3 separate regions of the Mus musculus genome follow, and regions 2 and 3 are each linked to region 1. A link is a loop called in an ENCODE intact Hi-C map of the cell type or tissue named here. Cell type or tissue: left cerebral cortex. All regions are shown on one strand.

Region 1 (8,000 bases):
CAATGGTGTGGTTTCCAGGTCCCACTCGCCCTGAGATCCCAGCAGTTCTCTCAGCATAATTGTGTTGCCATCCTTTCTTACCTTATGAGCTGGTAAAGAACAAATTCATTTAAGAATAAAAACAAGTCCCTTATATCTGGAGTTTAACTGTCCTCTTGTCTGATCTCCTTAATTGGCTTGTTTCAGAGGGAGATCTTTACTAAACACTGGCTTTGTAATCTCAAACCCTCCCCTCTCCTCCACAGAGAGTTAAGCCTTTGAGAATTCCCAGTTGGGAGGAAGTTAGTTTCTGTGGCCTTGCTCTGCTGTAGAGAACCTCACCAGAAAGCATCACCCACTTCTGCAGACACCACTGCTGGGTGCCTTGGCACTGGCTTCTAGAGCCTGTTTTATTTGTTCATTTATATATAATTATTTTCTGAGACACGGTCTTATCCTATAGCTCAGCCCTCAAACTCACTGTGTTAGCCCAGGCTAGCCAAATATTTGCCGCAATCCTCCTACCTCAGGCTCAAAAGCACTGGGATTATAGGCTTAAGCCACTGTAGGCTAAAGCCACCATAGGCAGCCCAGATTCTTTTTTTTCTTTTTTTTTTTTTAGATTTATTTATTTATTACATATGTATACACTGTAGCTGTCTTCAGACACTCCAGAAGATGGCAACAGATTTTTGTTACGGATGGTTGTGAGCCACCATGTGGTTGCTGGGATTTGAACTCAGGACCTTTGGAAGAGCACTCAGTGCTCTCACCAGCCGGCTTTTATTACACATTATTTGCCAGGCCCAGCAGTCTGCTCTGAGGGCCTCCTGAGTGCTTGAAGACTGTGGCATCGTCTTCCCCATCCATCGTGAAAGGGTGATGATCTTTCTGAGGGCCAAGCAGCCTTGTGAAGTCCCTGAGTCAGCGACATACACTTTAGTGTCAAGTAGCCATTGTGGGGGAGGGGAGATGATAGTTAGGGGGGGTATTAACTATGCTAATTTGTGCTGATAAACTTCACTTATCAAGATAACATATCTTTGGCTGCATGCATCTGAAACTTCATCCTGCCTCATGTGTCCTCCATGTTTTTCTTTCTCAACAGACTAGCTCCTGCCCTGCTCCTGCCTCCCTCCTCTGTTCATAGTGCCCGCCCTCACTCCCTCCGTCCCTGGCAGCTCCATCCTCTTTCTCCTTGTTACTCTTTCTGTTTGTCCCATGGCAGAAAATACTGGTGGCTCGGCCTGCATGCCGCTCTCTCTCTCTCTCCTCTCCTCTCGTGCTGGCATGTGATGGTGGCACTGTGTGTTCTTCTCCTCTTCCCTTTTACTAACAGACGCAGACCAAACTGGAGCATGCCCGCACTAAGGAGCTTGAACAGAGCCTGCTCTTTGAAAAGACCAAAGCTGACAAACTCCAGAGGGAGTTAGAAGACACTAGGGTAATGGCTTTCACTATTTCCTGAAGCAGCGTCACGAGTGTGAGTGGTGGACACGTCGGGCGACAGGCGACTGGCCTGCTGTCAGTCTGAGCCTTGACCCAGTGGTTCAGCCTGAGTTTGGTCTCAGTACTGCTCAGGTATTGGGGAGCATAGAGTGATGAGCAGGTTGTAAAGCATTTTGTCAAAAGTAAACTTACCCGAAATCAAGATCAGAAGCCTTCTACCATATAAACTCCATGGGTCTCTACAGCAGGACTTGAGTTGTCCTTCAGTTCTCCTATTCCTAGTTACTGGGTTTTCTAAATAATTTATGCTTTTTCCTGCCTTTGCCCTGGCTTGCTGGGAAAAAGAAATGGAAACATTAGCTCATTTTTTTTTTTAAATGAGAATTGAACTTTGACCCCTATTATCTTTTTCTTTTTCTCCACTCACTTCTCCCCTCAATGGCTGAACTTACATCTCCTTCCTTTCTGACACTAGATTAAAATCTCAGCGATTAGGAAGGTCAGATGTGTGGGGGAAAGAATGACTTCTTTTGGGGCCAGGGCTTCGGCCCTCTTGTAATTGTTTATATATTAAAGCACCTATCGAGTTGCCATGTCACTCATTCTACGTGCTTTGTAAATATTATTCAACTTTTTCATCATCCTTGGAAGTAGATTGTATTATTATTGCCTTTTCTGTCGACTTTTGCAGAAAGTTTAAGGTTTCACAGCTAATAATATAATAATAGAGGAGCCAGAAGTGCCTTTTAGGTCATTTGGCTCCAGATTCTGTCCTCATAATTACTATAGGAATCTTTTGATTTGTGTTAAAAGAAATAATCAGAATCACTCACATGTAAAAAATAATAAATATACATATGTATATTCATATATGTACCTGTAAAATCATGTTTGACCATGATTGGCCTTTAAAATGTCAAAAATTACTTTGCATCTATCTGATCAAATTTGTTACCCTGACTTTTCTTTGGAATCAATAGTATTTGTAGAAATTTCTTCTGGTGTGAAATCACTGATGTAAAAATCTAGACAATGAATAACCTCCCTTTTCTCAGTCACATCCCTTAGTTTTCTAATGAAGAGGAAAGGGTAGCGAGAGAGCGCACTTGTCAGGGGTCTGCTTTGCAAGCCCGAGGACCTGGGGTTAGTCCTCGGAATCCATGTTTAAAAAGGCCGGACATTGCGGTTCATGCTTGTAATGCCAGCCCTGGGGAAGCAGAGACAGGCTTCCTGAAGCTTTCTGGCCAGCTAGCCAGGCCTGTCTACTTGGTAAACTTGAAGCCAGTGAGAGACCATGTTTCAAAAACACACGAAAGAGCCCAAGGAAAGTCACTTGAGGTTGTCATCTGGCTAATATGTGTACTTGTGGACATATTCACATATATACAGCCACACAAACCTATGCACAGACAAGCAGGTCTTCAAATCAAAGAATAAATGAGTCAATAAATAAAGCTGGGCATAGTGGCTCATACCTGTAATCCTAGCCCCTGGGAGGCCGAGACAGGAGAATTACCCTGCCTGAAAAAAACAAAAGCAAAAAGAAAACGGTTCCACTTGGCCTCAGAAATGAACATGTATTTGGTAAGAAAAAGAAAAAAGAAAAAAAAGAAAGATGGAGAAAAGAGTAGGTACTACTTTGGTGCGAAAGACTTGCTCTGGGAAATCCAAAGGACTTAGGAGACAGAGGCCCTTGATATAACTGAAGTAAGGGAATACACATTTTTTTTACTTCTGAATTCTTCTCCCATGTCTTAGACAGCAAACAGATGCAATGTTTTCTGGTTTTGTACTAAGGTATCCCTTTAGAGCCATTTCGAATTAGAGTTTACAGCCATCTGTAACAAACAATGTCTTCTGTTGGCCCTCACTCCTACTTTGCCACATGTGAAAAGAACCAGTGGTCCACCGGCTTCTCCCATCACCTGCAGTCCTTTTCAGGAGGCATTTTAGAATTCCTCCCTAGCCTCCTTATACCCAGCTCACCTGGGGCGGTAGAAATCCGAGCACGAATAAGAAGCAGTTGCTGGCTTTTATGGCCATAAACCGGCAGGAGAATTGTGACTGAGGGCAAATGCTGGGAAATTTCAAATAGAAGTGTCAGAATGCCACACAGAGAGCCACCACCCTATTGCTTTTTACTTGGTGTTCTCTGAATTTGACAGTTCCATTGTGACCGGGAACGGACCTACCGGTAGACTTTGGTTTATTTATGCTATGATCTTGTGGCAAAGGGCTTCATTGATGTTTTATATATTAGTTGTAAGAAATTGATGGACCTCTCCTCCCTAGAGACCGGAATATAAATGAATTAACGTGTTTAATCTGAGACATTTATATAACTGCAAAGGCCCACAGCTGTAGTCAGTTCCATAATAGCTAGTGACTGTGTGGTGCCTCCCTCCTTCTTTCCTCTTGGACATTTATATTGCTGAGCATCACAACATGCCGGGGCAAACATAGGAAGCAGAGGACACTTGTCCTGTGTTTTCTGTCCCTATCCAATGTGGGCAGGAATCTGAAAGTAGGAAGAGGCTGGTTCTTGAAATCTGGGACCACTGGTATTTTAAAACTGCTTGTATTCCCTTCTACTTCCCAGGTTAGTTAAATGATCTTTATGTCCTTAGATACCACTTTCCACATATTTTTTGTTCCAAACTGAGAGCCTAGGAAATAGCAGTAGAAAAAAAAATGTTTGTAGGATGAAAAGGCACAAGATGACGAAGTATTTTTTCCCCTAACTCTGGAGTATTTATTTTTTAAAACCCCAGAGCTCAGATAGGATCAAAGTATGTGGAGGTAGCAAGTGTGCAGCTTAGATGTACATTCTTCTCGTGTGTGCACTCATGCTGAGAACCACTGGGTTAGGGAAACAAGATGCAAACATCAGAGTGCAGACACAATTAAAAAAGCCACAAAGGGGTCTGTGTGCGGGAGGCTAATGTATAACTACTACAGGTAAGTGAAGTTTTAGTGACAGCTACAAAGTCAGTACATTTTCTCCCTTATCCAACGGGGTGTTTTAGTCTACAGTCAATACATTGCTCACTGAAACATGGGGAATTTCAGACCTTGTATATCTGCTATCTCTCAGATGTAGAGTGCAAGCCACATAAACAGAATCTTAAGTTTCTGATTGATAACTACATGAAAAGTTACTGGTGAAATTAATTTGAATAGTATATAAAACCCAGTCTGTTTAAAATGTTATTTTATCATACAATGACTATGAAAATCTTAAGATATTTTATGTCTGTTTCTCTCTGAGTTTTCTTTTTTCTTTTTTTAAGATTTATTTATTACATTTATATGAGTGCCCTGTAGCTGTTTTCACACACACCAGAAGAGGGCATCAGATCCCATTACAGTGGTTGTGAGCCACCACGTGGTTGCTGGAAATTGAACTCAGGACCTCTGGAAGAGGAGTCAGTGCTCTTAACCGCTGAGCCATCTCTCCAGCCCTCTCTCTGAGTTTTCAAATCCTGATTTGTGTCTCATGGCACGGCTTGCTTTAGATGAGACACCTGTGGCTAATGACTGTGTGCACAGTGGGCTTGAATCGCTCCTCAGGTGGAGTAGCACCTAAAGCGCTCCTGAAAGCAGTCTGGGTAAAGGCAACAGAACAAACTGACCAAATGAGCAGTCTTGCTTCCAGGAGGCAGGCAGATTACTGAATCTCTTATTTGGAAGCTACTGTCTCTGTTAACTTCTTATCAGTTAATGAGAACTTCCAGTTTAAGCTTCCTTAGAGTTGAGACAGATATTGTTGGAGTGAGATAAACTCAATATCCACGTGAGACTTCAGCACGGTAGGAGTTTGTTGACGATTATAGTAATTATGCAGTAGAGTTTCCGGAATTGAGCTTAAGCCATTATCTCCCTGTGCGAGCCCGAGACGTTCACCCTTACATGTGATAGGCGGGCTCTGCTTGACTCTGGGTGTTTGGTAAATAAGGAAAATCATCAGTGCTCTCTGTCTCTTATGACCGCTGTTAATAGGTGGCTACCGTCTCAGAAAAGTCCCGAATAATGGAACTAGAAAAGGACCTAGCATTGAGAGCACAGGAAGTAGCTGAGCTCCGAAGAAGGCTAGAGTCCAGTAAACCTCCTGGGGATGTGGATATGTCTCTCTCCCTTTTGCAAGAAATAAGTGCTTTGCAAGAAAAGCTAGAAGCCATCCATACTGACCACCAGGGCGAGATGACTTCTTTGAAGGAACACTTCGGAGCTCGAGAGGAGGCGTTTCAGAAGGAGATCAAGGCTCTGCACACGGCCACTGAGAAGCTTTCCAAAGAGAACGAGTCCCTGAGAAGCAAGCTCGACCACGCTAATAAGGAGAACTCCGATGTGATAGCTCTATGGAAGTCCAAACTGGAGACCGCCATAGCATCCCACCAGCAGGCAATGGAGGAGCTGAAGGTGTCCTTTAGCAAAGGCATTGGAACGGACTCCGCTGAATTTGCTGAGTTAAAGACACAGATAGAGAGACTGAGACTAGATTACCAGCACGAAATAGAAAGTTTACAGAGTAAACAGGACTCTGAGCGGTCTGCTCATGCTAAAGAGATGGAGACCATGCAGGCCAAGCTGATGAAGATCATTAAAGAGAAGGAGGACAGCCTGGAGGCCGTCAAAGCGAGACTGGACAGTGCAGAAGACCAGCACCTAGTGGAAATGGAGGACACGCTAAACAAACTGCAGGAGGCGGAGATTAAGGTAAAGGAGCTAGAGGTTCTGCAGGCCAAGTACACTGAACAAAGCGAGGTCATTGGTAATTTTACATCGCAGCTCAGTGCTGTCAAAGAAAAGCTCTTGGATCTTGATGCGCTTCGGAAAGCCAATTCCGAAGGTAAACTGGAGCTCGAGACACTTAGACAGCAGCTTGAGGGAGCTGAAAAGCAGATTAAAAACTTAGAGACTGAAAGGAACGCTGAAAGTAGCAAGGTTTGTATTGGTATCTCCCATCCTTTTTTTCCCCCTTTTTCATTTGTTATTTTCATTGTTTGTTACTTTTAAGTTGAAGTCATTCATCTCCAAAACGCCTGATCTAACGTGAGCTGTGTGGTGCATCCACTCGAGTAGAATACTCTCTGAGGCTCTCAAGTGTGGCTTCTTCCGAGGAGAGCAGAGCAAGTAATGGCCAGCCGTGTGAATTTTAGTTTCCTATTATTTGGAAACTTTATCTGCTACTTTATCTCCTGGCCATGATGTAAACTCCTATTTAAGCTTATACTCTCTGTTTAAAATAGAGCTGACTTCCTAAAACAGTGATGTAAGGTTTAAGGGGGGGGGGGCTGAGGAGGAGGGAGGGAAGAAGGGAGACAGACACACAGACACACAGACACACGCTCAGGCTGGGCCTGGTAGTACATGCATATAATAAATACTTAGAATGATAAGGCAGGAAGTTTGCCAGTCCAGTTCCAGGCCAGCCTGGACTACATAAAGAGACCCTGTCAAAACAAAACAGAAACAATCAACCAAAACAAAAACCACACTGTAAGTTTATTTATTCCCTTTCTGCCCGCATCATTCCCTGGCTTATAGGGTTATTTCTGTATTAAAGTAGAACATGAGCTCTGGAGAGCTTCTTAACTGCTGTAGGAGTCAGCATGCTGTGCTAAGTAGTGCTCTCACCAAGTTAGGCCAGGAGCCCAGAGCTATTTGCATTGTTACCGTACTTTTATGCCACAATGAAGAATCCCATTGTGATAAGACGCGACCAAGACTACTTATAGAGGGAGGAGCTTATCCGGAAGTTGTAGTTCAGAGGGTGTGAGTCCCATGATCACCCTGGCAGGAGCTTGGCAGCAGGTAGGCAGAGGTGGTGCTGGAGCACGAGCTCCGTGAGCATGGGTTGAATGAGAGACTTTGAAACCTCAAAGCGTGCCCCCACCCCCCATCTATCATATACCACCTCTAACAAGGCCACTTCCTAATCCCTTTCAAAGTTTCACCAACTGGGGATTAGGTAGTCAATATATATGATCCTGTGGGGCCATGCTCATTCCAACCACCATACCATCTAACCTTTGCTTTCTGGAGGTGGCAAGAAAACTGAGGCTGGGTCTCACTGTGTACCCCAAGCTGCCCTTAAGTTCCTGGTCCTTTTGACTTTTCCTCTCAAGCGCTGAGATTACAACATGTCTCACTATGTCCCTGTCCCTTGTGGGCTTTATTTTTGTTATTTGTTTGTTTGTTTGTTTGTTTAATACAGGGTCTCACTTTGTAGCCCAGGTTGGCCTAGAGTTGGCTTTATAGCCTACGCTGGCCTTGAGTTCTCAGTGGTCCTCGTATTTTGGTCTTCCAAGTACTGGGATTACAACAGACATGCCTCCCCTCCTGGGGCTGTTCCTTTTTGTGTGTTGTTTGGGGAGTTGGGAGACTAGACAAGTGTGTTGTTTGTCAAGGATTAGGAAACTAAAGCGTCCACATTTCCTGTTATCCAGCCCTGTCAAATGTCAGCCTCAGTTCCCCAAGATACTCTTCCCCAGTCCTGCCCCCAGTGGAGGCTCTGGGACTGATGATGAACGGCTTTTGTGGAAGAAGCTGTTCTATTGACAAAGAAGAAA
Region 2 (8,000 bases), 300 kb before region 1:
GGTGGTTTTGAATGCAGATAAACCCAACACCACACATCAGCCACAATATACTTTCCAAACAGTTATTCTGTGGCCATCTCTGAACTGTAAAATTTAATTTCACCCTCTTTTAAGGACAATATATCAAGTTACTTCTGTTTAAAGCAAGTTCAAGCCTGTCGCACGGTCTGCCTCTCTCATCTTCCATCGTACAGTACACAGTCCTTAGAGAGTCAGAGGACTTCCAAAGCCTCTGGCTAAACCCACTCACTCAGCTTCTGCCTTCCCCGCCCGTCACTGTCAGTGTTCCTGTTCTGGTCAGCAATGCTCTGCCCTTCTGTGTACTCCAGCACACACGCATGCGCGCATGCAGAAAAGTGCGCTCCTGCGCACACACCTCCTGCTGCCTTTGTGTGTGTGTGTGTGTGTGTGTGTGTGTGTGTGTGTGTGTGGTGCTAGAGCTCAAACCGGCATTAATGAGCATGGGATCTAACTTCCGAGTTATATTCCCAATCCTTGGCCTAGAAATTTTGGGGAAACCAAGGAAAGATAAACATGAAATAATTGTGTTTTTTTTTAACAATATTATAGTCAATTCTTATCAAAGAATAGGAATTTTAATCTATAAGAAAATTAAGCTAGATGTGGTGGTACAACTCTTTAGTCCCAGCACTACAGAGGTTGGAGGTAGGTGGATCTCTATGAGTTCAAGGTCAGTCTAGTCTATACATCAAGTTCCGAGCCAGCCAGAATTACAGTTGGACCCTGTGGCAGCAGCAACAACAAAAAATATAAACAAACAAACAAACTAAACTCTAAATATTAACACATACATTACTGAAATACATTCAATCTATCAAGGGCAATTTAGTATTTTTTTTCAAGATTTATTTATTAATTATGTATACAGAGTTCTGCTTGCATGTATGCCTGCAGGCCAGAAGAGGGCACTAGATCTCATTACAGATGGTTCTGAGCCACCATGTGGTTGCTGGGAATTGAACTCAGGACCTCTGGAAGAGCAGCACTCTTAACCTCTGAGTCATCTCTCCAGCCTGGAAATTTAATATTGTTGCTTGTCATACACAACATATATAATTAAAAACAGGGCAAAGGGGATCCAGAGGACATAGGTTTGATTCTTAGTCCCCACATAGCAGCTCAAAACTCTAGTTCCAGGGGATCTGATGCTCTTTTGGCCTCCTTGAGCACCAGGCACACACATGGGGTACAGACAAACGTACAGGCAAAACACACACACACATATATAAAAGAAAAAAATAAATCTTAAGAAAGGGTGGGAGGGTTCAGTATATAAAAGTGCTTGCCTTACAGCCTGGCAATACGAGTCAATGCCCGGAACCCAGGTAACAGTTGGAGGGAAAGAAGTTACCAGCTTCCCAAAGCTGTGCTCAGACTTCTGCATGTACGCATGTGCTACGTCTACATTACATGTCATATACACCCCCCACACACACACACCCACACACACATACACACACATAATTTAAACAATAGGCCAGGCATGGTGGTGCTTACAAGACAAAAATTACCTATAATCTTTCTTGGTTATTATTATCACTATGTTGTTGTTGTGTTTTTGAAAGAACTTCTCTGTAGAGCCCTGGCTGCTCTAGAACTTGTTCTGTTGACCAGGCTGGCCTTGAACTCAAGACATCCGCCTGCCTTTGTCTCCCAAGGGCTGGGATTAAAGACGTGTACCACCAGCATCTGGTTGTGACTAACCGTTTTAAAGTCCAATGTATGTCACGTCCTATCAACCTGAATCTGGAGTTGGCCACATCATGGTTATATAACCTTAATGAGGTTACCTGGCATCTCCCACTCTCAGTCTTTACCCGTAAAAGGGTAACGGCAGTACTCTTAGACAAATGCCCTATCACTGAGCAATATCTACAGCATTTGTTAATTATTGTTACTTCTGTGTATGAGTGCTTTACTGCGTGTTCATCTGTGTATCTTGCAGGCTCAGTGCCTGTGGAGGTTGGAAGTTGCTATCAGAACTGCTGACATTAATGAGTAACAATAGGGGGGCCCTGGGAATCAAACCTAGGTCTTTTGGAAGAGCAAACGGTTCTCTTAACCAACCATCAAACCATCTCTCTAACCTCCACAGCCTTTTATGGAAATAACCTTTTGAGACTTAGTCTCACTAAATTGCCTTGCCCAGGGGCTCACTCTGAGTCCTTGAAATTTCCAGACTCCACAATAGCTGGAATTACAGACCTATAGTCGTCATAAGTGCCTGGAGTATAGTAATCACTCAGCATTAGCTATCATTATTATTATTAGTTACAGTTAGACAGGGCCTTGCTATGCAGCCCTGTCAGTTTTGCAAACTGGCCTTGAACTCACAGAACTCAGATGCCAGCCGGGCGTGGTGGCACATGCCTTTAATCCCAGCACTTGGGAGGCAGAGGCAGGTGTCGGATTTCTGAGTTCGAGGCCAGCCTGGTCTACAGAGTGAGTTCCAGGACAGCCAGGGCTATACAGAGAAACCCTGTCTTGAAAAACCAAAAACCAAACCAAACCATACGGTACAGAATTATGTTCTGTTTTTGTGTAGGAAAGGTGGGGACTGAACTCGCCCCATGCGTGCAAGACAACTCTACCACCAAGCTAAGCGTAGCCCCCAAGTTAAAGATATTTAACGTTGGGATATGACGGCTCACACGGATATTCTCAGAACTCAGGAGGCAGGGGGAGTTCAGAGCGATGCCAGCATGGTCTACCCAGGGCGTGGAGGGCACGACAAGTTCATAGGGCAGTCATGTATATGATTTCGGACAGTACTTTGAAAAAGACTTATAATGACTTTCAGTTACTAGTACCTAAATACACACACAAAAGAACTTGGAATTCCAAGTCACAGTACCTGGATTCCAGTCTATTAGGGGTGGCAGCGGGGGGAGGGGGGGACGGGGCTCAGTGGAGGTAACCAGGTAATAAACCCATCATACAAAAAGTGTTCGTGTCACCCTACACTGATACGTTAAGTGCAATCCTTGGGCAAATTCACTTTCGAGACTGTCAATGGGAAGGAAGAAGTCGGTCCACTCGCTAGGCTACTGTTAAATAAGCGAGGGAGGGCAATGTCCCTGCCAACGTTCAACAGCAGCGCTCCGGTGCTCGTGCCTCGTCGCTGGGTCCCAGCTAGGGCCGGCCTCTCGGCGCCCTGTCCCGGGGCGGCGGCGCTCACCTGGCGCCGGTATAAGGTCGCCGAAGGGTTCATGGATGACTCCCCCGCCCCCAGAGAGAGTTGGTGCCAGCAGCGGGTCACCTCCGAGACGCCATAGGCGCACGGCCGCAGCGGCGGGGGCAAAGCCACAGCCCAGGACGGCGCGCCCTCAGAGCTACGCATGCGCGCATGCGCACTCAAACCGCCGGGCCAGCCGGCGGGCCGCACTCGGACGTTGCGCAGGAGTGATGCTCTCGCGAGACTTGCGCCTGTGCTCGCTCGCGGATCAAGAACGTGAACCTATATTCATTCCCACGCCGGAAGCCTTCGGCCCCTCTAAGGTTCCCAGAGCGTCGCAGCGGGAAAGACGAAGTGAATTAAAAGCCGTTTCTAGGTCCCAGTGATCCTGGGTCCCTCCCTGTGGATGTTTAGTCTGAAGAACCGGGCCGGGCTCTCAGCACTGGTCTGAACCAAGATCATTGGAGACAGAGGGTCTGCCAGTCAATCGATCATCGATCTGCTCTTAGTAGTGATGAGAACCGTGACATGTTATTATTTTTTAAAAAGATATTTTAGTAATTATATCATTAATATATATAATATATTTACTATATGTAAGTACACTGTAGCTGTCTCCAGACGCCCCAGAAGAGGGCGTCAGATCTCATTACGGATGGTTGTGAGCCACCACGTGGTTGCTGGGAATTGAACTCAGGACCTTCAGAAGAGCAGTGAGTGCTCTTAACCACTGAGCCATCTCTCCAGCCACATTTACCATAATACTGCTGGATCCCGCGGAGAAACGACGGAGACCTACGGGAATTCTGGGTCTCATTATTTCCATGTTTGTGCATTCCCGCATCAGTGCAACTTCCAGAGTCTCCCTCCAGAGGCCTTCCATCATCACCTTTGAGGCAGGTCCACCACTTATGCCAGAAGGGCTATCCAGCCATCCTCTTCCCAGGCTCTAGGATTTCGGCCTTTCGTTTTATGGTTGTTAGGGAGTCAGAAGGGGGTGGGGGCAAGCAGAATAACCCTGGACCCTAAGAGCTATTTCCACCCAGGCCTGACCACCTGAGAATTATCCTAGGATTCCACAGTGGAAGGAGAGAATTCAAAGTTGTTTTATCTCTGCACACCAACACACACTCACACCAAAATAAATGAACTTAAAATTATATGTGTGCTAGGGATCGAATCTCTGTCACCATCAGGATGCAAACTCTTTACCACATGCTACAGACCTAATAAAAATGTAGCAAATGAGTGGCGCACACCTTTAATCCCGGCACTCAGAAAGCAGAGGCAGGCGGATTTCTGAGTTCAAGGCCAGCCTGGTATCTACAGAGTGAGTTCCAGGACAGCAAGGGCTACACAGAGAAACCCTGTCTCGAAAAACTAAAAAGTAGCAAATGAAAAAGCAAAAAGATTAAAAAACTAGCCAGGTGTTGATCACACCTTAAATCCTTAAATCTCCGGAGTCAGAGGTCCTAGTTCAAGGCCAGCCTGGTCTACAGAGCAAGCTCTAAGACAACCCAAACCCAAAACAAAACAAGATTATGACAATTAGAATTAAAATCAACCTTTAAAACTAGGGGGAAGGTTAAATTTCAAGTGAAAGGAAAAAAGTCACATTATCAATAAGGGCAATTTTAGACTACTTTCTAGCAGTAACACCTGCTGATGATAAGGATAAGGGTTGAAAATGCATTTTTCAAGAACTGTTTCAGGTCTGGAGAGATGGTCTCAGTGGTTAACAGTGCTAAGTGCCATTCCCAGCATGCAAATGGGCAGGCAGCTCACAGCCACCTTTAACTCCAGCTTCAGGGGCCCCTACAGGTTCTTCTAGCTTCTGTTGGCATCGTACCCAAAGGGGGCACAGTCTGTGGACACTGACCTGTCTTCCATGAACACCGAGGGTGTAGTACCTATACCAGGACTCTTACAGCACCAAGAAACCACCACCAGAATACACACTGGATAGCCATGACTGGTGCACTTGATTTGCCAAATGTCCCCACTTAGCCAAATTCAGTTAGCGAAGAATTTCATTTTTAACTTCACTCTTATTTTTTTTTAATATTTATTTATTATATACAGTGTTCTGCATATATATCTGCATGTCAGAAGAGGGCACCAGATCTCATTACAGATGGTTGTGAGCCACCATGTGGTTGCTGGAAATTGAACTCAGGTCCTCTGGAAGAGCAGTCAGTGCTCTTAACCTCTGAGCCATCTCTGTAGCCCTTAACTTCACATCTTTATTACACATTTTATTCTAAGACTTTAAAGCAAACAAAAAAAGCATCCTTTCATTCAAGGAAGGATGTTTTCACATAATGATTTCGTGGACTCTACATTCTTGAAGGAATCTTTAACAACTTGTGTTTGTGACGCTACAAGCATGGTAGGTAAGCACTTCTGCCCAGCTACATATATTCCCACACTTAAGGCATTTAAAAGATAAAAGACTTTCACATGTTAACACCTGATTTTCAAAACTTAAGTTCACCCGATTCATTAAAATGACTAGTTTCTCAGTATGATAGTTTAATTGCTATTTCCCAAACTATAGACTGAAAACAGATAGAAGCTGTTTTTAACTGGTTAGAATTTTACCCCACGGTAAATAGGCAGAGTAAGAGTTCCTGGCTCTGCTGAGCATCTGTCACTCCCAACAGGAAGAATAAATGTCTAAAACAAATTTGCAGTCTTAGTCAACATCACCAAACAGGTTCCTAATATTCTTGGAAAAGGCATTTTCAAATATATAGTATCCTACCACAGGCTGCACCATTTCTGTACCCAGTCTGTACTATTTATAAGCTCCAACATTGTAACATTGCCTGGCACCCTCATCCATGAGTTGTATCAGGACTTGCCCTTAGCTTATGATAGTGTTGAAGTGGTTTACTGGGTCAAACAGTGCACAGGGTTCTAAGGCGTTTAACACACTGTACCAAGTAATCTCCAAACAGCTTGAGCAAACCTACCCACCCTGTGACAAAGTGGACTTTTGCTAATGAAGGAACTAATCCAACTAAAAGTCCATTAGAGTCTCACCAACCAAGGAGACACACTTATAGTAAGGAAATGAAAGACAAATTCTTCTGTGAAGTTTGCTCAGCTCTCTACCCGTAAGCTAACCAACAGAAACTTCCCACAGAGAAGTGCCAGTGCTTGCCCAGCATGCACGAGGCCCTGGGTTCACTGACAGCACTGAGTGGAGGGACAATCTAGAGTGTTTTTCTAAAAATGAAAAGTTAAAAAAGAGAAAAAAAAAAATCAGTACCAAATGACCAAAATGTTTTATTTGACTAAATTCAGAGTCATGCATAAGCATGACAGTCTCTCTCTCTCTCTCACTTTTCAGACTTTGGCAATTTAAAAAAAAACAAACCAAACCAACCAACCAAGCAAGCAAGCAGCCTTGTACGGAACAGTGAGGACGCCGAGGACGAGGAGTCGACAGCTTTACTGTAGGGTATATATACACACAAATGTACATATGTATATATTCTGAAAGGCCTCTCCTCTGCTGGCCGTGTCAGCTCTCAGGTCACAGTTAGAAACACATGACTTCAGGATCACTTCTTCACTTCTCCAAGGTCTTCAATGCTGTCGTCATCCACCTAGAAGACACAGGTGAAAGAACTTCATGAATTGTGGCCAAAACTAAGAAAGAAAGGAAATGACTTGCTTTAAGAACCTGCATCCATGGGCACACGCCGCCTGTGCACTCACCTCTGGCCACTTTTCCTGAATGACGTCAATGATGTCATCTGTGAAGTCTCCCTGAATGATGATCTCGTCCTCCCCTGTCACTGAGGCACCGCACGAGAATTTTTGAGCAAAAAATCTTTGTGCTTCTTTGAGATCAATTTCTGTTTCAGTTTGTTTGTTTGTTTTAGAAAAAGAAAGGGCGAGAGCATAATTGGAATCGTAAACAAAGGTATTTCTTCATTTTGAAATTTCATCTACATTTTAAATCCATTTAACAGATGGTATTAATGACCTCCTCCCGCCCCACCAGGAGTAACTAAAACTCCCACAGGCAAGAGGGCTTAACATGAATTATTTTAAATGTTTGTTTGTTTATTATGTAGGAGTACACTGAAGCCGTCTTAAGACACACCAGAAGAGGGCATCAGATCCCATTGCAGATGGTTATGAGTCACCATGTGGTTGCTGGGATTTGAACTCAGGACCTCTGGAAGAGCAGTCAGTGCTCTTAACCGCTGAGCCATCTCTCCAGCCTCATAACATATATTTTCTAGGTCATATAGTCTCAGTACATAAAACAGCAGCATCCTCCACACTATTCCACCACACAGTAAGACCAAATGGCTGGGTATGGTAACTCACACCTTTAATCCCAACACTCAGAAGGCAGAGGCAGAAGGATCTCTGGATTACAGGAGAGTGTGGTCTAACAGTGAGTTCAGGATATCCAGTGCCACAAAAGAAAGACCATGTTTAAAAAAAAAAAAGAAGAAAATCCAGGAACATATTACTTCCAAGCATCATGCTTAATTAAGCTCTTTATAGTAGAAAGACTAGAAACAGAGAACCAGGCCTTTATATATCTAAGCCCAGATGCATCGAGCCTTCCTGTCTCAGCTTCCCACGTGGCAGTATTATAGGTATGCCATCTCAACAATTTAAATCTAACACCTGAAGGCTTTGAACAAACCTTCACACCATTACCCACCTTCCCTCACCTCTACTGCCAAATCTTGGAGATGGGCTAGTTTTCAAACCTCTCAAAAAAGGCTGGTAGAAAAATAGGAGCAGTCCTGGGCAGTATTAAATTCTATCTACC
Region 3 (8,000 bases), 53 kb before region 1:
CCATATGTAGGGCATATATAGAGGTCAGAGGACAACTTGTGGGAAACGCTATATGGACTTTTTGTTTGTTTGGTTTTGGGTTTTTTGTTTGTTTGTTTGGTTGGTTGGTTGGTTTTTGGAGACAGGGTTTCTCTGTGTAGCCCTGGCTGTCCTGGAACTCACTCTGTAGACCAGGCTGGCCTCGAACTCAGAAATCCGCCTGCCTCTGCCTCCCGAGTGCTGGGATTAAAGGCGTGCGCCACCACTGCCCGGCTATATGGACTTTTATGTTATAGAACAGAAGTGAGTTATGAATCACTGTTTACAGAATATACTGACAGATAATAGCAGGGTAGGGACTGGGGAGGACGACACATCAGGGTAGGAAATAGATTCTTTAAGATTCCTATTTAGCTTTTGGGGTTTTAGAAACTAAGGTTTAGAATATTCCAAACAGTCTCCTATTCATTTTTTTGTTTTTTTGGTTTTTTTTTTTTTTTTTTTTTTTTAAGAGCTAGTCTTTTTATTTGTTGGGTCCTAAGACTTCTTTGTATGCTCTTTTTTTTTTTTTAATTTATTATATGTAAGTACACTGTAGCTGTCTTCAGACACTCCAGAAAAGGGCGTCAGATCTCGTTACGGATGGTTGTGAGCCACCATATGGTTGCTGGGATTTGAACTCCGGACCTTAGGAAGAGCAGTCAGGTGCTCTTACCTGCTGAGCCATCTCACCAGCCCTTTTTTTTTTTTTTTTTTTTTTTTGGTTTTTCAAGACAGGGTTTCTCTGTATAGCCTTGGCTGTCCTGGAACTCACTTTGTAGATCAGGCTGGCCTCTAACTCAGAAATCCACCTGCCTCTGCCTCCCGAGTGCTGGAATTAAAGGCGTTTGCCATCAAGCACGGAGGTTTGTTTGGTTTTGTTGTTGTTGTTTGTAACACACACATATTCATATGGGTCCACTTCCCTGCTAGTAACGCCCTAAGTTCAGTATTCGACACTACAAATGAAGATGAAAATACAAGCTATTTCCCTTTTAAATCTAAACTCCTTAAAACAGTCAGAGATGGGAGTGTTAACTTTAGCAGCCTGAAACCTCACTTTACAGTTGCAAAAAGAGCCCGTGAAACTAAAATTAATTTCCTCACTCCAGGTGCCAGTTTGTGCTTTGACACTTCGCCTGAAGTGTGAGGTGAGGGTGGAGGTGCTCATCCTAGATGCCAAGGGAATTCTCGGACCTTAAGGCCTGCTGGGCTAAGTGAGGTGCCCGGTAGGAAGGAAGTCATCACCTATGGTACCTGTTATGCTCTTTAGTAGAGTGATAATTTTTTTTCTTTTTTTTCTTTCTTTTCTTTTTTTTGGGGGTTTGGGGGAGAGAGGATTGTTGTGTGTAGTCCTGGTTGTCCTGTAACTCTCTTTGCAGACCAGGCTGGCCTTGAACTCAGAGTTCTGCTGCCTCTGCCTCCCAAGTGCTGGGAGTAAAATTGTGTGCCACCACCACCACCATCTGCTAATTTAACAAATGGAAATACAGGGTCTGAAGAGATGGCAAAATGCTTACCATGAAAGTATGAGAACTTCTGCTCCATGCCAGCACCCACATAAAAAGTCTTGACTGCTAAGGTAGCACCTGAGACATGACCTTGGAGGCTGCCTTCTGGCCTGCACATATGTACATGCCTGCACATACTCACGTACTAAGCTCACTCACAATTTTTTAAAAATTAAAGCAAGCAGGGCAGTGGTAGTGCACACTTTTAACCCTAGCATTCGGGAGGCAGAGGCAGGCGGATTTCTGAGTTCCAGGCCAGCCTGGTCTACAAAGTGAGTTCCAGGACAGCCAGGGCTACACAGAGAAACCCTGTGTCGAAAAAAAAAAAAAAGTAAACAGAGTAAAGCGGGCCTGATGGTGCATAGCTATAATCCTAGCCTTTGGGAGGAAGAAGCAGGAGAATCAAGAGGTTCAAGGTCTTCTTTAGTTACATAACAAGGACCAAGCTAGCCTGGGCTAAATGGGAGTCTATCTCAAGCTAACAAATCAACAATTGGCCAGATATCAATATATATATATATAGACAGGGTTTCTCTGTATAGCCCTGGCTGTCCTGGCACTCACTCTGTAGACCAGGCTGGCCTTGAACTCAGAAATCTGCCTGCCTCTGCCTCCCAAGTGCTGGGATTAAAGGGGTGCGCCACCATTGCCCGGCGAGAGGATACTTGTAGGAGCTCATACACTTCTTCCTCTATGTGGGACCCTGTGATCGAATTCACATCACCAAGCTTGGCTGCAGTCACCTTTTTACCTGCTGAGCCATCTCATTGACCCTGTTATTTCAGCTTTATATTTCAAATCAATTAAGAGACTCATCGGAAGTAAAACCTAATGCACAAGGGTGTCTTCTGTTCATCTTCCAGTCAGTCTTCGCAGCGTTCACCAGTCCTTTATCACTACAGCTTGGTGTCACAAGGAGACACTGCTATGTTTGACACATCCATACTTCCCCCATACAGATTTCCCCAGTCTTGCCCATACTCATTAAAACAAGTGGGTGCCTTTAGAGAAAAGTTTAAATAGTTTTTAACATGTAGAAATGCATTGCACTTTCGTATCGTGCCTTCCATCCCACCAGTTGAAAATCATTTCTGTTTCTGTTTGTGTTCTTATGAGTAATGCTGCCAGGAATGTTTACTTTGCTTAGTTTGAGATGGGGTTATCACTAGAGGAGCCCGCCTACCCTAAATTTAGAAGTTGCTATGTAGCCCAGGCTAGCCTAGGATGTGAAATCCTCCCATTTTCACCTTCAAAGGGATGGATTTACAGACACTTGCCCTCACAAACAGTTTACCAAGATGTTTGTTTGCTTGGTTTTTGTTTTTGTTTTATATATTTTACACACACACACACACCATATGTGTGTGTGTATATACATATATATATATAATTTTTTTTGAGACAGGGTTTTTCTGTGTAGTTCTGGCTGTCCTGGAACTCCATCTGTAGTTGAGGCTGGCCCTGTCTCTGGCTCCTGAGTGCTGGGATTAAAGGCGTGTACTATCACTTACCACCAGGCACACCCTGGCAGTTGTATAGCATTTAAAAAAAATGTTATGTTCATTGCTGTTTTGCCTGCATGTATGTGTGTATGAGGGTATCAGAACTCTGGAACTGGAGTTACAGAGAGGTGTGAGCTACCATGTGGGTATTGGGAATTGAACTTGGGTAGTCTGGAAAAGCAGCCAGTGCTCTTAATCTCTGAGCCATTTCTCTAGCCCTGCAACACATGTTTTAATTTCTCTTGGGACTATACCTCTGAGTATAAATGCTGGATCACATGGGAACTCTGTTTAACATTTTGAGGAACTGTACTGTGAATATACTAAGTGTTAAAAACATGTATATTTACTTAGCTGTTATGTGACAGGGTCTCTTGCTGGTGTAGAACTCACGAGGTAGACCTATGTGGATCTCAGAGATCCACTTGCCTCTGACTTCCCAGTGCTGTGATGCTGGGCTAACACTCTCAGTCTGTTCCCGATTTTTGACTATATCAAATACTTCTGCTGTAAACAAACAAACAAACAAACAAACAACCCACTTCTGCTGTGAATGCTGTGAACATGTGTCCCCATGTACTTCACTGTGTTGGATGTTGTGGAAGGAGGTCTCAACTTTTTGTGTGTGTGCACTCAAAAAGATATTCATTGATCAGAACTACTGCATCAAGCACCAATTTCACAGATATCCTGCCTTACTGGATTTTTAAAAAGGCACAGGATCTTAGATATGTGATGGCAACCTTATAAGTGACTTTGGTCACCCTCCACATTGTAAAGCCGTCTGTACTCAGAGCCCTAGTCTATTGAGAAGGCCTGGAGTGTAGTTTGCAGGATGGTGCCTACTGCTGTTCTTGGTTAGCTGAATGGAGCTTTTGTGGTCATTGGCTGGTTCTCTTTGAGAGCTCATCCTGGGATTCTAAACAGCAGTTTGTCATTCTCTCATCATTTCCACTTTTTTTTTCTTGGTTTTTCAGGACAGTGTTTCTCTGTGTAGGCCTGGGTGTCCTGGAATTCGTTCTGGAGACCAGGCTGGTCTTATATTCAGAGCTCTCTCTGCTTCTGCCTCCTGAGTGCTGGGATTAAAGGCGTGTGCTGCTGCCACCCCAATACATTTTTACTCATCGCCAGGATATAGCCCTGGATGGTATGTAGAGCAGGCTAGGTTAACCTCAAGAGATTCAGCTGCCTCCCACTCCTGAAGGCTAGTATTGTCAGTGTGCACACCAATAGGCCTGGCTGCTATTATTATTATTATTATTATTATTAAATATTTTATTTATTTGTTATTATAAATTTTATGACAGGGTTCTATGTATACTCTGTGTAGCTCTGGCTGTCCTGGAACTCAGGAGGCAGAGGCAGGCAAATCTCTGTGTTTGAGGCCAGCCTGGTCTACAAAGAGAGTTCCAGGACAGCCAAGGCTATTACACACAGAAACCATCTGGAATAACCAAGAGAGGAAAAACAGAGTTGAATTGTACTCAGATCAGCGGGTAAGTATTGCTTGCCTAAGTAGGAATGAATTCTGGGTTCCCAGGGTACTCTCACCTCTTGACCTTGGAGCTCACATATCAGGCTCAGGTGGAATAATAGATTATTTTTGTGTGTGTGTGATTTAAGGCTTAAATGGACAGGAGGGTCTGCAGATGAAATTTACTTTGTGCATTTCCAGTGGAGTTCCCTTCTTGGGCTCTCTGAGGTGCCTGTTTGCCCAGACACAATGGTGTTTTAAATAAAGGTCAAGAAGGGAGGTCGCCCTTCAGAATATTTCCTCCTTGGCCCCTTCTCCATCAATACTGAGTCACTGCAGAAACCTGGGCTTCCAACAGCTGCAGATTTCTGCCGGGAGCTGCAAAACTTCTGGGGTTGCCATGGTCCATGGGAGCGAAATGCTGGCCGCCCTCTGCTAGCGCAGCCCTGAGCCGGCTGTTGCAGCGTCCTCTCCAGTCCCTTTCAAAAGCTTGACAAGGGGATCCCTGCTTGGGGAGGAGCCCGAACGGGACATTAACCTGGGCTTCTGTCCAAACGACTGGGGCGAATAAAAGACGCTTTTCTTAAACTAACTGGGCTGCAGCCCTGGGCTCATCTCAAAGGATTTTTTTTTTTTAACCCCTCAGTGATTTCCTGGAGAGCAGAGACCGTTCATCCCAAGCTGAGCTTGCCTATGGGCATCTCCCTTCCAACTTGGGGCAACGGATTTATCACCCTGCTCTAGGCGGGAAAGGGAGGTCAATGAAATCAATCAGCTCCCCCACTCTCCAACCGCACCCCATCCCATCCCCAAACGGCAGGCTGCGGTTGGTCCAGTCTACGGGTAGCCATCCGGGGTGACTTGCATATTCTGGGCACACTTGGCTAGGAAACAGGGAGAAGCCTGAAATGCCAAGGCACCCGCGTCTGCAGGCCCTTCGGTCCGTCCCCCGGCATCTTGCTCCTTATCGTGGAGGATTTAGGGGCTCGCAAGGGGAGCAGGCAGACAAAGGGGCGGCAGGGGAGCTCGCGGGCGGCAGCGGCCCGGGCACGGGGAGGGGCGGCGCGGCGTCTTCTCCCGGCCCCGCGGCGGCGGCGGCAGCGCGTCACGTTCTCTTCCCCGCCCCGAGCCGAAGAGCCGGGGAGGCGGGAGGCGGCGGCCGCGGCGGCTGCTGCTGCTGCTGCTGGGAGGCAGGTGACGGCGACCAGCGGCGTCCCAGGCGGTGAGCGAAGCGCGGGCCCCATCTCCATCTCTCCTTCCTCGCCGTCCCACCCGTTCTCCCTCCGCTCCTTCCCGCCGCCCGGGGATCCGGGAGGGAAACGCCGGGAGGGAAGGCTCGTCTCAAGCTCCCGCCACGCACCGGGACGGCGGCCGAGGAGCCGCGGACGCACCCGGGAGGGTGGCGGGCGCGGGGAGAGCGTGGCTGCGGGGAAGGCTGGCTGCGTGCGAGCCGCGCGCGTCCGGGCCCTGGCAGCCGCGGCCCGGGGCCTTGCCTGCCTTCCTCCCGCCGCCTCAAGATGGAGCGTGGACTCCTTGTCCCTGCGCCGCCTCGGGAGCCGTTCTCGGAGGAGCCCGCGTCCTCTTCCCCAGCTCTTGGAGGGGGAGGTTCCGGGGACGGCTCCGTCGCTCCCAGAGGCCGCGGGTCCGGTTCGACCTGTTGCCCTGGACGCCTCCCGCCGCTCGCCATCTGGGCGAGCTTTCCTCGGGCAGGCCCGGGACGCCGGGTGGCCGGCCGCGAGCCGGCATGGAGGGCGCCCTTGCCCCGTGGCGCTCGGGCTCAGCCCGGCCCGGCTCGGGCCCCGGTTCCCGGTCCCTGGCTGTTCGGCCCCGGGCTTTTGTTTTCCTTCAGACCCCTGGAGCGTGATTCTCTGTGAAGGTAGAAGGGCGAAACAGGGTGCCAGATCTCTGAAATCACCGCTGCCCGGTAACCCGAACCTGCCAGCGCGGTCGGGGGTTGGCGCGGAAGACAGATGACACTTGTTCGGGGTTGGGGGTGGGGATGGGGTGACTATTTTAAAAGCAGAGAGCCTTGTGGTTTGTCTCGAACCTGGAGGTGTTGCGTTATTGGGGAGAGAACAACAGAATATCGGATTAATTTATTTAATTTTTATTTATTTTTATTTTTTTCTGAGTCTGGAGTCCTGCCCTGACATCCCGTAGTCTCTCCGCTTCATGTGGCTTTTCCCATCTGGCAGAAACCGCACACCACCCCCTTCCTCCCTGCCCAGCCCCACCTCTCTGGTATGAAGAAATGACTCGTTAAGTCTGGAATCCACGTGCATACCCATTTTTTAGCAAAAACTTGCCAACTACTGTTTCTATTTATTTACTTATTTATTTATTAAGACAGTGGATATGTTTCTGTCATTTCCTTGGTTTTTTTTTTGTTTTTGTTTTTGTTTTTTTTCATTTTGGTGTGAGTCGGCAGTCTAGCCTCTTCTAGGCCCAGGACTGTGTCTGTCTGTCTGCTTGGGGCTCTGTTAGTATTTATGCGGTGGTGCTTTGGTGATTCTCATGCTAGGATTTTATGATTATTATTCCTAATTGTGGCTCCCAGTTAGGAGAGCCGCGTTTGGCTTCTAGGCGTAATGATGCTCTTTTGCAAGTATCCTCAGGACTGTTGCTCCTCAGCCTTGGGGCATTTCTTCCTCTTGAAATAATAACAATTAGGGTTTATGGAGGGCTCCTTCTGACCGTGCTCTGGGCAAGTGCAGAGTTTTGTTTTTGTTTTTATCTCATGTAATCCATCCAACCTAGGGAGGTTGCTGTCATCGTCATTTTACAGGGAGGGCACTGAAAGGTCAGAGTCACAGCCAATACGAGATGTTGTCAAGAACTGTACCTCAGTCTGCTAAGTTAGTTTGTTAGGGCAGTGAATCAATGGTAAAAGGCAAGGCTGGACGTTATGAAAGCCAAGGAAGTGGGTGATTGCTCAGCTGAGAGCCTGGGACTCTTGCTGAGGTTCAGAGGAAGTGGTTAGGCTTCCTCCTAGGCCTGGATTAGAGAGGTAAACATTGAACCTGGGTGGGAACTTTGGTAGTATCTCTGAACATGAGGATTTTGCTATTCTCAGCTCTTTCAGTCATTGCTGAGCACGAAAATAAGCCAACCTGGTTCTTGTCTTTAAGAAATTTAATACATTCTAAAAACTAGTATTTTTAATTTTTCTTTTAGTTTTGGTTTTTCAAGACTGGGTCTCTTTGTGTGGCTTTTATTGTCCTGGAATTTACTCTGTACACCAGGCTGGCCTTGAACTCACAGAAACCAGTTTGCCTCTGCCTCCTAAGTACTGGGATTGAAGACGGGTGTCATCACTGCCTGGCTTATAAAGGAAACTTTGACTTGAAAAAGAAACAAACATAAGAGTCAGTGTTATTAGTCATGGCATGCCTGTTATTTCAGTATTGGTGAAGTGTTACGGACCCTTCGATGGCTGCTTATGGAGCTGTGGTCTGTCTGTGTAATGAGCTCTATTCAGTTTGCACACCTCAGATA

The links. A loop is a pair of places that touch in the nucleus more often than their neighbours do. Peaks named below come from ENCODE experiments on the same cell type or tissue, not always from the same donor. Only the 100,000 strongest peaks of a DNase experiment are listed, where the experiment ranks them.
Region 2: it touches region 1 in a loop (3-fold over the local background); 5 of 42 quality-filtered maps call a loop at or near these places.
Region 3: it touches region 1 in a loop (2.0-fold over the local background); 23 of 42 quality-filtered maps call a loop at or near these places.

The regions. Positions count from the first base shown.
Region 1 is chr5:123,628,597-123,636,596 of GRCm38, reverse strand. Clip1 (CAP-GLY domain containing linker protein 1) reads left to right here. Exons shown (of 24, transcript NM_019765.5): 9 at 5,428-6,372. Among named protein-coding and RNA genes, the nearest start is that of Clip1, 52 kb to the left of the region's middle. In left cerebral cortex, CTCF peaks have their summits at 4,764 (motif pointing right) and 7,921; no DNase peak of the experiment used is centred here.
Region 2 is chr5:123,926,060-123,934,059 of GRCm38, reverse strand. Denr (density-regulated protein) reads right to left here. Exons shown (of 8, transcript NM_026603.4): 7 at 6,923-7,062; 8 at 5,228-6,810. The coding sequence ends at 6,766. Ccdc62 (coiled-coil domain containing 62) reads right to left here and starts at 3,371. Exons shown (of 13, transcript NM_001134767.1): 1 at 3,200-3,371. The coding sequence starts at 3,361. In left cerebral cortex, CTCF peaks have their summits at 929 (motif pointing right), 3,609, 3,823 (motif pointing right) and 7,315 (motif pointing right); a DNase peak (open chromatin) is centred at 3,399; H3K4me3 peaks cover 1,356 bases; H3K27ac peaks cover 962 bases.
Region 3 is chr5:123,681,979-123,689,978 of GRCm38, reverse strand. Clip1 (CAP-GLY domain containing linker protein 1) reads left to right here and starts at 5,618. Exons shown (of 24, transcript NM_019765.5): 1 at 5,618-5,727. In left cerebral cortex, a CTCF peak has its summit at 4,970; DNase peaks (open chromatin) are centred at 5,148, 5,467, 5,971, 6,630 and 1 more place; H3K4me3 peaks cover 2,934 bases; H3K27ac peaks cover 3,043 bases.